3 separate regions of the Homo sapiens genome follow, and regions 1 and 3 are each linked to region 2. The links are chromatin contacts, found by Hi-C or POLR2A ChIA-PET in ENCODE. All regions are on one chromosome and are shown on one strand. The core of a region is the stretch at or near the end of the contact, and the rest is flanking DNA. Distances in the headings are between cores, read along the strand shown. Region 1 holds the start of ZNF554 (zinc finger protein 554). Region 2 holds the start of GNA11 (G protein subunit alpha 11). Region 3 holds the start of GNG7 (G protein subunit gamma 7).

Region 1 (3,893 bases), core at 1,213-3,712, 270 kb after region 2:
CTTGTAATCCCAGCACTTTGGGAGGCTGAGGCGCGAGGATCACTTGAGCCCAGGGGTTCAAGACCAGCCTGGCCAACATGGTGAAACCTCGTCTACTAAAAATACAAAAAAAATAGCCAGGTGTGGTGGCACATCCCTGTAAACCCAGCTACTCAGGAGGCTGAGGCACGATAATTATTTGAACCTGGGAGACAGGGGTTACAGTGAGCCAAGACTGTGCCACTGCACTCCAGCCTGGGCAATGGAGCAAGACTCTATCTCAAAAAGAAAAGATAAGGAAAAGAAGAAACAAAAGCTCTCAGGAAAAATCCTTCCGCCTCTTCCAGCTACTGGGGTCATGAGTATTGTCCTTATAAGAGAAAGAGACAGCTGGACTAGGTGACTCACGTCTGTAATCCCAGCATTTTGAAAGGCCAAGGCGGGCAGACCACGAGGTCAGGAGTTCGAGACCAGCCTGGCCAACATGGCAAAACCCCCGTCTCTACTAAAAATACAAAAATTAGCTGGGTGTGGTGGCGTGCACCTGTAATCCCAGCTACTCGAGAGGCTGAGGCAGAATTGCTTGATCCTGTGGGGTAGAGATTGCAGTGAGCCGAGATCGTGCCACTGCACTCCAGCCAGGTGACAGACCGAGACCCCATCTCAAAAAATAAAAATAAAAACAAAAAAGGAGAAAGAGACACAGGGAAGAAGGCCACATGATGATGCAGGCAGAGCTTGGAGTGATGTGGCCCCAAGCCAAGGGACACCAACTATGGCAGGCCACCCCCAGAAGCTGGAAGAGACAGAGAAGATCCTCCCGCCAGAGCCTTCAGAAGCACCACGGCCCCACCACATCTTCATGTTGGGCTTCTGGCCTCCAGACTTGTGAGAGAATAAATTTCAAGCCTCCCCCTGCCCCCTGGTTTGTGGTGCATTGTCACAGCAGCTCCAGGAGGCTCATGTAAGAACCAAAGGCGCCGGGCGCAGTGGTCACTTTGGGAGGCCGAGGTAGGTGGATCACCTGAGGTCAGGAGTTCGATACCAGCCTGGCTGGCCAACATGGAGAAACTCTGTATCTACTAAAAATATAAAAATTAGCCAGGCGGGGTGGCGTGCACCTGTAATCCCAGCTACTTGGGAGGCTGAGGCAGGAGAATCACTTGAACCCACGAGGTGGATGCAGTGAGCCGAGATCGTGCAACTGCACTCCAGCCTGGGCAATAGGGCGAGACTGTCTCAAGAAAAAAAAAAGAAGAAGAAAAAGAAACCAACCTGTTTGGGTAGGGGAGAGTTCAGGGAGGTTGGGGTTGCTAGAGCAGCAGAAAGGTCAGCTGCCTCCCTCATTCCTCAACATGGGTGGTGGGTATAAACAGAATAGACCCTTGCAGCTGCGCGGTGGCTCACGCCTGTAATCCCAGCACTTTGGGAGGCTGAGGCGGGTGGATCACCTGAGGTGGGAGTTCGAGACCAGCCTGGCCAACATGGTGAAACCCCGTCTCTACTAAAAATGCAAAAATTAGCCGGGCGTGGTGGCATACGCCTGTAATCCCAGCTACTTGGGAGGCTGAGGCAGGACAATGGCTTGAACCCGGGAGGCGGAGGTTGCAGTGAGCCGAGATCATGCCATTGCACTCCAGACTCCGTCTCAAAAAAAAAAAAAAAAGGACCCTTGCTGTCTTATCACCAGGACAGCGGTGCTAACGTATAAGTGAGGTCTCTCCCTCAGGGCGCTGTGGACACTGGAGCCTGGGTCATTCTCTGGGCTGGGCAGGGTGCTGAGTTGCATCCCTGGCCTCCACCTACTCCATGCCAGGAACTGCCCCCAGTTATGACAACCACAGACGTCCCCAGACATCGCCCGGTGTCCCCTGGAGGGCAGGACCGCCCCTCGCTCAGACCCTCTGATGTGGCCTCACTGCAGTGCGAGCGTGGCAGCCCCTCTCTGCCTTTAGGGTAGAGTCAATGCGTCTTCTCCCTCTCCTTGCAGGCTGGGCCTCGGAAAGCTTATGCGTCTCTCACCCAGGGGCGTTTTCACAGGGCAAGGGCAGACCGTGCCATCCTGGGCGTTGGGGCCCTGGGCGAGCTGCCGGCTCCCGACCCTCCCGTGGGGACCCTATCGCGACAGGGTCATGCCCCGGCCACCCGGCCCCGCCAGACCCAGCCCCACCAGAGCCCCGGCAGGCCCGGCACGGAGGTCGCGGCGCGGGAGGCGGCGGCACTTACGGCTGAGCTGCCGGGAGCCGCGCGCGCCGGCCCAGGTGGGCGCAGGTGACCATCGGGGCGCGCGCTGAGGCGCCAGACAGGGCCCCCGAGGCGGGAGCGCCCCGTGCAGGCCGGCCGGCCTCCCCTGCGTGTCCCTGGGACGCCTCCTCCGCTCGGCTCCTCGGCGCTCGGAGCGGACGCCCCCCGCAGGCGCCCCTCAGGAACTCGCCGCAGCCGCCGCCACCAACCCCGACGCGCGCAGAGGTAAACTCGGCACTGCGCCTGCGCACCCCGAACCTGCGAACTACAAGTCCCAGCAGGCCCCGCAGCGCGGCGCTGGGCTCCTGACTCTCCAACCTGGGTCACAGCGCCGCCTCCGGGCGGGCGGCGTCTCCGCAGGACCACGATGCCCCTGCGGCTGTTGGATCCACCCCGTGTGGTTCGCTGGAGTCCCCGGGTGTTGTGGGGTTCGCGGAGCCAATCCTCAAATCCCAGCTCCGTCGTTTCCCGGCGGCTTGCCATTGGATATTAATAACTACTATTATTTATTAAGCAAGTTATATAAACGTATAATGTATTACATACTTATTAAAATGATTGCTTAAGTAATTGTTGTTTGTTTTTGAGACTGAGTTTCGCTCTTGTCGCCCAGGCTGGAGTGCAATGGCATGATCTCAGGTCACTGAAACCTCCGCCCCCTCGGGTTCAAGCGATTATCCTGCCTCAGTCTCCCAAGTAGCTGGGATTACGGGCGTGCACAACCACACTCGGCTAATTTTTTATATTTTTGGTAGCGACGCGGTTTCACCATGTTGGCCAGGCTGGTCTCGAACTCCTGACTTCCAGTGATCTGCCCGCCTTGGCCTCCCAAAGTGCTGGGATTACAGGCGTGAGCCACCACGCCCAGCCAAATTAAATTATTGTTTAAATATTTATTTAATATTCTACTGATTGTTATTTATGAGAAATTAAAATAGTAAAACTACTATAATTAATATACTGTTGTAGGATACAACAAATTCCTCTTCAAAGGTTTTAGCCTGTAAATTGTTAAGTACAATCAGTTATGAGCTCCTCTCCAAAGAACCAATGTTTCCGTATATTCAGCTCCCCTGTTCTTTTTTTTTTTTTTTTTGAGATGGAGTCTCGCTCTGTCGCCCAGGCTGGAGTGCAGCGGCGCGATCTCGGCTCACTGCAAGCTCCGCCTCCCAGGTTCACGCCATTCTCCTGCCTCAGCCTCCCAAGCAGCTGGGACCACAGGCGCCCGCCACCACGCCCGGCTAATTTTTTTGTATTTTTAGTAGAGACGGAGTTTCACCGTGTTAGCCAGGATGGTCTCGATCTCCTGACCTCGTGATCCGCCTGCCTCAGCCTCCCAAAGTGCTGGGATTACAGGCGTGAGCCACCGCGCCCGGCCACCTATTCTTTGTTCTTCATTTTAAACTTTAACTTCCTCGTTCTTTTCGTTTCCTTGCCCCTAGTTTCAGTAAACAACCCCTCCTAGCCCCTATCACCTGCTCTGACCTTAGTCACCCTTGGTCACCTGCTCTGACCTTAGTCATCCTTGGTCACCTGCTCTGACCTTAGTCATCCTTGTCACCTGCTCTGACCTTAGTCATCCTTGGTCACCTGCTCTGACCTTAGTCATCCTTGGTCACCTGCTCTGACCTTAGTCATCCTTGTCACCTGCTCTGACCTTAGTTATCCTT
Region 2 (3,551 bases), core at 383-2,882:
AGGGCAGGGGCGGGGCAGGGCAAGAGCTTCTGTTTTGTAAACCACTGAAGGGGCCCTTATTTGGAGTGACAACACTTTACAGCTGGCCCGACTGGCTCCCTGCAGCAGGTGTGCCTTGGGGAGAAGGAGGTTCACCAGCAAACCTTCTCCAGGACGGTGGGGAGGAGCCGGCAGGTGGGGGGCTGCTCTCAACGAGGACTCAGCGTGGCTCCCACCAGGACTCTAAGGAAGGGGGCGGGGGAGGCTGCCGAGATAGCTGCTTGGGACAACAAGCAAAGGCTCCCTCAGGTGTCAACCGCCCCACCCTCAGCTGAGCGGAACCCTGAGGAGAGGAAAGACTGTCTTTTTCCCACAGGGTGCATTCCAGCCAAGAGGAGTACGGGGTTTCCCGGAACAGGAAGGCAGGAGAATGGCCCTGAAGGGAATGTGGGGATAGGGGACACGGAGGAGTCTTCGGGGGGATGGGGGGGTGTACAGGGCCTGCATGGAGGGTACAGGGCCTGCATGGAGTGTACAGGGCTCTGCCTGGAGGGAAGGGTCAACGCGGGGCCCTGAGCAGTGAGGGGTGAGTGTGCCCTGTGGGTTACAGCCCAAAGGTCTGGCCCTGAAGGGGTAGCGAGGGGTGGGTACTCCGGTGGGGTAAGGTCAGAAGGTCCCTGTGCAGGGAGGGACTGGTCCCTTGAGAAGGAACAGAGGGCAAATCCTGAAGAGTCCTGGAGGCCCAATGTAGACAGCAGAAGCTGGGAGCTGACCTAGGAGTGATCGGGGGCCTGATCCAGACAGGACAGACACAGGCTGACACCGGAGAGTCCCAGGTGCCAACATGAACAGTTAAGGCAGGGGCTGACCCCAAAGAAATCAGGGGCCCGCAGCTGACCCCGGAGGGTCCCAGGTGCCGACCTAGACAGCAAAGGCAGGGCTGACCCCAGAGGGTCCCGAGCCGACCCAGACGACACAGGCAGGGCTGATCCCGGAGGGCCCCGCCCCGACCCGGACAGGCAGTGAAGGCACAGGCAGGGCTGACACTCGAGGGTCCCGCGACCCGGACAGGCAGGGAAGGCACAGGCAGGGCTGACCCCGGAGGGTCTCGCGACCCGGACGGCACAGGCAGGGCTGACCCCGGAGGGTCCCGGCCCGACCCGGACAGGCAGGGCAGGCACAGGCAGGGCAGGGCCCGCAGCCGGCAGGCCCGGGGGCCGCACTCACCGAGCAGCAGCAGCTTGAGCTCGCGCCGGGCGTCGCGCTTGTCCCGCCGCAGCTGCTTCTCGATCTCGGCGTTGATCCGCTTGGACTCCTTCACCTCATCGCTCAGGCAACACGCCATCATGGACTCCAGAGTCATCGTCCCGGCCCCGGCCGACGCGGCCGCCTGCCCGCCGCCGCCCCCCGGCCCCCGGCCCGGCCCTGGCCGGAGCCGCCTCGGCCGCCGCCCGCCGCGGCCCTCCGGCCTCGGCCACCGGCCCTCGGCCCCGGGCCGGCCCGCCCCGCCTCGGCCGCCGCCTGGCGAGCCGCCGGGTCCCCGCTCGGGCCGCGCCAGCCGCGGACTCCCGCGCGGCCGCACTCAGCCCGCGCCGCCGCCGCAGCCACCGCCAACCGCAGCCGCCGCAACCGAGCGACAGCGCCGGACAACCTAGCAGGCTGGGAGCGCAGCCCGCGACGGGCAGACGGTGCGGCCAATGGGAGGGGCCGGCGGCCAAGCGCGCCCACCATGGGGGCGGGACTAGCGGCCTGGGCGGGGCGTCGGCGGGCGCGAAAGGGGCGGGGCGGGGCGAGGGCGGGGGGCCCGCGGGTTTGGTTGCGCCGACGTGGGAAGGGGGACGCGCAGCCGGGAGCCGGGGCGGGGCCGCCCGGGATTGTGGGAATGTGGCGGACTCGGCCCGGCCAGGCTCGGCTCCGCTCGGCTCCGTTCGGCCCCGCTCGGTCCCGCTCGGCTCGGCCCAGGCGCGGTGGCGGAGGCGCGCACGCGGCCGCTGCGCTCTCTGGGTCTCCAGGTGCCTGGGCAGCAGTCGCTGCCCCCGGGAAGCGCCCTGACATTGCCTGACAGGAACCTTCACTCATCCATTAAAAAGCGTTAATGGAGGTCGGGCGCGGTGGCTCACGCCTGTAATCCCAGCACTTTGGAAGGCCGAGGCGGGCGGATCACCTGAGGTCTGGAGTTCGAGACCAGCCTGACCAACAGGGAGAAACGCCGTCTCTACTAAAACTACAAAATTAGCCCGGCGTGGTGGTGCACGCCCGTAATCCCAGCTACTCGGGAGGCTGAGGCAGGAGAATCACTTGAACCCAGGAGGCGGAGGTTGCAGTGAGCCGAGATCACGCCATTGCACTCCAGCCTGGGCAACAAGAACGAAACTCCGTCTCCAAAGAAAAAAAAAAAAAAAGAGGGCCGGGCGCGGTGGCTCACGCCTGTAATCCCAGCACTTTGGGAGGCCGAGGCGGGTGGATCACGAGGTCAGGAGATCGAGACTATCCTGGCTGACACGGTGAAACCCCGTCTCTACTAAAAATACAAAAAATTAGCCGGGCGTGGTGGCGGGCGCCTGTAGTCCCAGCTACTCGGGAGGCTGAGGCAGGAGAATGGCGTGAACCCGGGAGACGGAACTTGCAGTGAGCTGAGATCATGCCACTGCACTCCAGCCTGGGCGACAGAGCGAGACTCTGTCTCAAAAAAAAAAATTAAAAAGCGTTAATGGGACACCTACTGTGTATCAGGCATTAATGGGACACATTCTATATGCCAGGCACGGACCAGAGATTAATGGAGTGCCTGCTGTCCATCAGGTGTCAATCAGGCCTTACTGCAGTGCCTGCACCATTCCAGGCCAGGTATACGCATTCATGAAATGCCTACAGGATACCAGGCACTGCTGTAAGCCCGTTAAGCTAACCCTACCCAAGGGATATCTTTTTTTTCTTCTTCTTTTTTTGAGATGGAGTCTTGCTCTGTCGCCCAGGCTGGAGTGCAGGGGCGTGATCTAGGTTCATTGCACCCTCTGCCTCACAGGCTCTAGTGATTCTCCTGCCTCACCCTCCCAAGTAGCTGGGATTACAGGCGCGCCACCATGCCTGGCTAATTTTGTATTTTTAGTAGAGAGCGGGTTTCGCCACGTTGGCCAGGCTGGTCTCAAACTCCTGGCCTCTAGTGATCTGCCCTCCTCGGCCTCCCAAAGCGCTGGGATTATAGATGTGAGCCACCTCACCCAGCCATATCTTTATCCTTACTTTGCAGATGAAATGGAAGTGGCCACCAGAATTTATAAAAACGTGTGTTCCCACCACCTTGCTGACTACTGAAAACCCTTTTCCCTCTCTGGCCTCCTTGGCCAACCCCTGAGCATCCTCTCCGTTTCAATTCAGACGTCAGCTCCTCAGGGAGACTTCTCCTGACTCCTCAGACCAAGCCAGGTACCTTCTCTTGAGCCACAACTTGAAATTGTATGTTCTGGCCAGGTGCGGCAGCTCCTGCCGGTAATCCCAGTACTTGGGAGGCCAAGGCAGGTGGACCGCTTGAGCTCAGGAGTTCGAGACCAGCCTAGATAACATGGCGAAAC
Region 3 (3,934 bases), core at 559-3,058, 390 kb after region 2:
ATAATGACCTCCAGTCCCATCCATTTTGCTGCAAATGACAGGGTTTTATTCTTTGTTATGGCCGAATCATATTGCATTGTGTATTTAACACTTTTTTTTTTTTTTTTTGAGACAGAGTCTCACTCTATCGCCCAGGCTGGAGTGCAGTGGTGTGATCAAAGCTCACTGCAGCCTCAACCTCCTAAGCTCAAGCGATCCTCCTGCTTTCGCCTCCGAAGTAGCTGGGACTACTGGTGTGCGCCGCCAGGCCTGGCTAATATTTTAATTTTTTTGTAGAGTTGCGGTCTCAGTATGTTGCCAGGCTGGTCTTGAACTCCTGGGCTCAAGCGATCCTCCCGCTTCAGCCTCCCAAAGTGCTGGGAATACAGTCGTGAGCCACCGTGCCCTTCCCAAGCTCTATCTAGACAGTCATTCCTCTTGGGGGATGCCAGCTGGGGAGAGCCTGGAGGAGGGCAAGCAGGGAGATGGAGGTTTCTCTGTGCCCTGCAGGGCAGGCCACTGGAGTCCAGAGGATGAGCAGGGAGGTTCTTGCAGGGATGACAGGAACCCTGGGGAAGTTTATCTTGGATTTTGGCCAGCAGCTCCAATCCCAGGGCTCAGGTGGGGCGGCAAGGACACACAGTGTCAGCGCCTGATGAAATCCCTGAGGTCACAGAATATGGTGGCTCCATCTTCCTTCCAGGGCTGTGTACTGCTTTTGGAGACATACAAAGTGTTTTCCAATATTCCCAAGGGAGCTTGTGGAAAATGAAGATTCCAGGCCTGTAATCCAAGCATTTTGGGAGGCAGAGGCAGGAGAATCACTTGAGCCCAGGAGTTCAAGACCAGTTTGGGCAACATAGCAAGACCCCATCTCTAACAAAAAAAAATTAGCCAGGGCCAGGCACGGTGGCTCACGCCTGTAATCCCAGCACTATGGGAGGCCAAGAAAGGTGGATCACCTGAGGTCAGGAGTTGGAGACCAGCCTGGCCAAAACGGTGAAACCCTGTCTCTACTAATAATACAAAAATTAGCTGGATGTGGTGGTGCGTGCCTGTGGCCCCAGCTACCCGGAAGGCTGAGGTGGAAGGACTGCTTGAGCCTGGGACTTCAAAGCTGCAGTGAGCTATGACTGCACCACTGCAGTCCAGCCACGGCAATTGAGTGATACCCTGTCTCAAAAACAAAACGAAAACTAAACAAAACACAGATTTCAGGGTCCAGTTCCCTATAGGATTCTGGTTCATTCCATCTGTGTTGGGGCTCAGGAATTTGTGGATCCAGGGCCATGAGTTAGGAAACTGAGAAATCTTGGAAATGATGAGACAGGCTTGGGCAAATGACCTTAGGTTTCACCTTTCTGAGACCCAGTTTCCACCTCTGTAAAATGTGGATAGTAATCTCGCCTTCTGGCCTTATGCGGAGGGTCCCACGAGAGGGAGCCTATAAAGTCTTCAAGAAAGCGGTGCAGCAGTTATGATCACTGACATTCTTCCCCAGCAAATGAGCCCCCGGAGCTGGCATGCAGGATTCGAACCAGCTCACCTAGCGCGGGATTCGAACTCGCGAAACTACTCGCGCCTTCCTGACGTCACGAAGTCACCCTGGAAAGCCGCTCTTCGCCCCGCCCCCGGCCCCGCCCGCGCCCGGAGCCCCGCCCCACTCTCCTGGGCGCAGCCTACCCCGCTGCCTGCCCCGCGCCCCGCCCCCGCTCCGGCCTCCCGCAGCCGGGGCTCGCGATTGGCCTTGCCGGGACGCCAGGGCCCGCCCCCCGAGTGTCGGCCCCGCCCCCGCAGAGGGGAGCGAGCGCTCGCGGGCCGGGGCGGAGGGTTCGGCTGCGCGGCGGGGCTGAGGCGGCCGCGGGGCCCGAGCGCAGGTAAGGGCGCCCGCGAACCGGGCCAGGGGAAGTGAGGGCGCGGCCGGCGTCCCGGAGAGGGGACTGGGACAGCTCGGATTCGGCTGCGGACCGAGTTGGGGGTCGGAGTCGGCTGAGGAGGGGGGCTGGGTCTGGGGACCCGGGCTGCAACTGGAGGCTGGGGTTGGAATTGGGGACGGGGCTGCGCTTAGGGGGTCGAAGTTAGCTGGGGAGGGGCTGGGGTTGGGGATTGGGACTGCACTTGGGGCTCAGGGCTAGCTGGGGAGGGGGCGGGAGTTGCAGGTCGAGGTTAGCTGGGGACGGGGCAGGGGGTGCAGATCGAGGTTAGCTGGGGAAGGATTGGGTCTGGGCATTGGGACTCCACTTAGAAATCAGGGCCAGCTGGGGAGGAGGCTGGAGTTGCAGGTCCAGGTTAGCTGGGGAGGGGGCTGGAGGTGGGATTGGAGGTCTGAGTTAGCTGAGGAGGGGGCTGGGGGTGAGACTGGAGGTCTGAGTTATCTGGGGAGGGGACTGGAGTTGCAGGTCGAGGTTAGCTGGGGAGGGAGCTTGGAGCGGGATTGGAGGTCTGAGTTGGCTGGGGAGGGGTCTGGAATTGCAGGTCCAGGTTAGCTAGGAAGGGGCTGGTGGTGGAATTGGAGGTCTTGAGTTTGCTGGGGAGGGGGCTAGAGTCGCAGGTCGAGGTTAGCTGCCGAGGGGGCTTGGAGTGGGATTGGAGGTCCAAGCTAGCTGGGGAGGGGGCTGGAATTGTAGGTCGAGGTTAGCTGGGGAGGGGGCTGGAAGTGGAATTGGAAATCTGAGTTAGCTGGGGAGGACGCTGGGGATGGTGTTGGGGGTTGAGGTTAATTGGAGCGGGGAACAGGGGTTGAGTCAAGGGTGCAGCTTCTTTGAAGAGGGAGCTGGGAGTGGGGTTGAGGTTTGCAGGGAGCTGGAGAGGGGGCTGGGGATGGAGTTTGAAGTGGGGTTCATTGGAGAGGGGGCTGCAGAGGGAATTAGATGTTGAGGTTGTCTGGGGAGAGGACTGAGGAATGGGGTTGGTGAAGATGGGGGGGTGTGATTGACGGCCCAGGGGTTAGGGTTAGCTGAAAAGGGGCAGAAGGACAAAGCTGGGGTGAGCCAGGGAGTGGCTGGAGCATACAGGTGGGGGTCAGGCTTGTTCCAGAAAGGGTCTGGGGGCTATCAGGGGAAATGGGGAGCTTGTGAGTGTGTGGGGTGGAAGGGGGTTCAGGGAGAAGGAAGTTGGGGTGAGTTAGTGAGAAGGGAGGTGGGGGTAAGGTCCCAGGCTGGAGACACCTGGGGGCAGGTGTTTTGCTAGACATTGACTAATCAGGAGGAAAACGGGGTGTGGGGAGGTGTCTCAGGTAGGATCCAGTTAAAAGGAATTTGGAGAGGACTCACCCCTCTACTTTTGGGGGAGATGTTAATTGTTTGCTCTAGAACTGGGCACGGGGCAGAACCCCCTGGGGAACAGTGAGTTGAAGGAGACGGGAGTTCGGAATACTTTTTGAGGTTTATTTCTAGGATATAGGGTGCCAAGGAGAACGCTTCAGGAAGGAGAAAGGCTCCTGTCGGTGACTGAATTTTTCAGGAACTAAAGTGGGAGTTTTTGGGACGGTGCTATTGAGCGACGTGGGTGGCACTTTATTTTTCCTGGGGAGCGGGGGTTGCTAGGGGTTGGGAGGTGGGCGGTGGAAGACAGGCTTGATGAACAGAGGCAGCGGATCCCCAGCTAAGCGTCTTCACACGGTTGCTAGGTGTCAGCGAGGCAAATGCCAAGTTCACAAACTTGTTCCCGTCGTGGGATGCTGCGATCTTGCCTTGATGGAGTGTCGGGGGCCTCTGGGAGGTGCGCCTGTGTGTGTTCCGACCCAGCCTCTCGCTGCGGATTTGGCTGTATCATCTTTTGGAGGTGTTGTTTACTCCCCTGCAAAGCGGGAATAATAAAAACAGTAGCATGTGCCTCTCAGGGTCGAATTACGGGATGTATGCATGGACTATTTCCTAGCATATAGTGAGGGTACCTGAAGCATGGAGAATAATGGACTCAATCCAGTTTTTTTCTTTGGTGGGTTTGGAGATGG

The links. Hi-C counts contacts between places; a loop is a spot of excess contacts on that map. ChIA-PET counts read pairs that join two places held with the same protein, here RNA polymerase II (POLR2A). Pooled maps may share reads with other maps.
Region 1: a loop to region 2 is called in a pooled map, with 4 times the contacts of the local background. The contact joins the promoter of ZNF554 here to the promoter of GNA11 in region 2. A Hi-C loop is called at or near these places in 3 of 50 pooled maps. POLR2A ChIA-PET finds 5 or more read pairs at or near these places in 2 of 52 experiments (OCI-LY7 and endothelial cell of umbilical vein).
Region 3: a pooled map shows a loop between it and region 2 (4-fold over the local background). The contact joins the promoter of GNG7 here to the promoter of GNA11 in region 2. A Hi-C loop is called at or near these places in 2 of 50 pooled maps. POLR2A ChIA-PET finds 5 or more read pairs at or near these places in 2 of 52 experiments (activated CD4-positive, alpha-beta T cell and activated T-cell).

What each region holds. Positions count from the first base shown.
Region 1 is chr19:2,818,437-2,822,329 of GRCh38, reverse strand. ZNF554 (zinc finger protein 554) reads right to left here and starts at 2,462. Exons shown (of 5, transcript NM_001102651.2): 1 at 2,206-2,462. The coding sequence starts at 2,258. RefSeq lists an enhancer at 1,358-2,051 and a silencer at 1,984-2,423.
Region 2 is chr19:3,092,443-3,095,993 of GRCh38, reverse strand. GNA11 (G protein subunit alpha 11) reads right to left here and starts at 1,632. Exons shown (of 7, transcript NM_002067.5): 1 at 1,207-1,632. The coding sequence starts at 1,342. RefSeq lists enhancers at 1-839, 840-1,827 and silencers at 1,124-1,253, 1,574-1,693, 1,714-1,963.
Region 3 is chr19:2,700,568-2,704,501 of GRCh38, reverse strand. It overlaps GNG7 (G protein subunit gamma 7), which reads left to right and starts at 1,808. Exons shown (of 5, transcript NM_052847.3): 1 at 1,808-1,856. RefSeq lists a silencer at 1,523-1,912.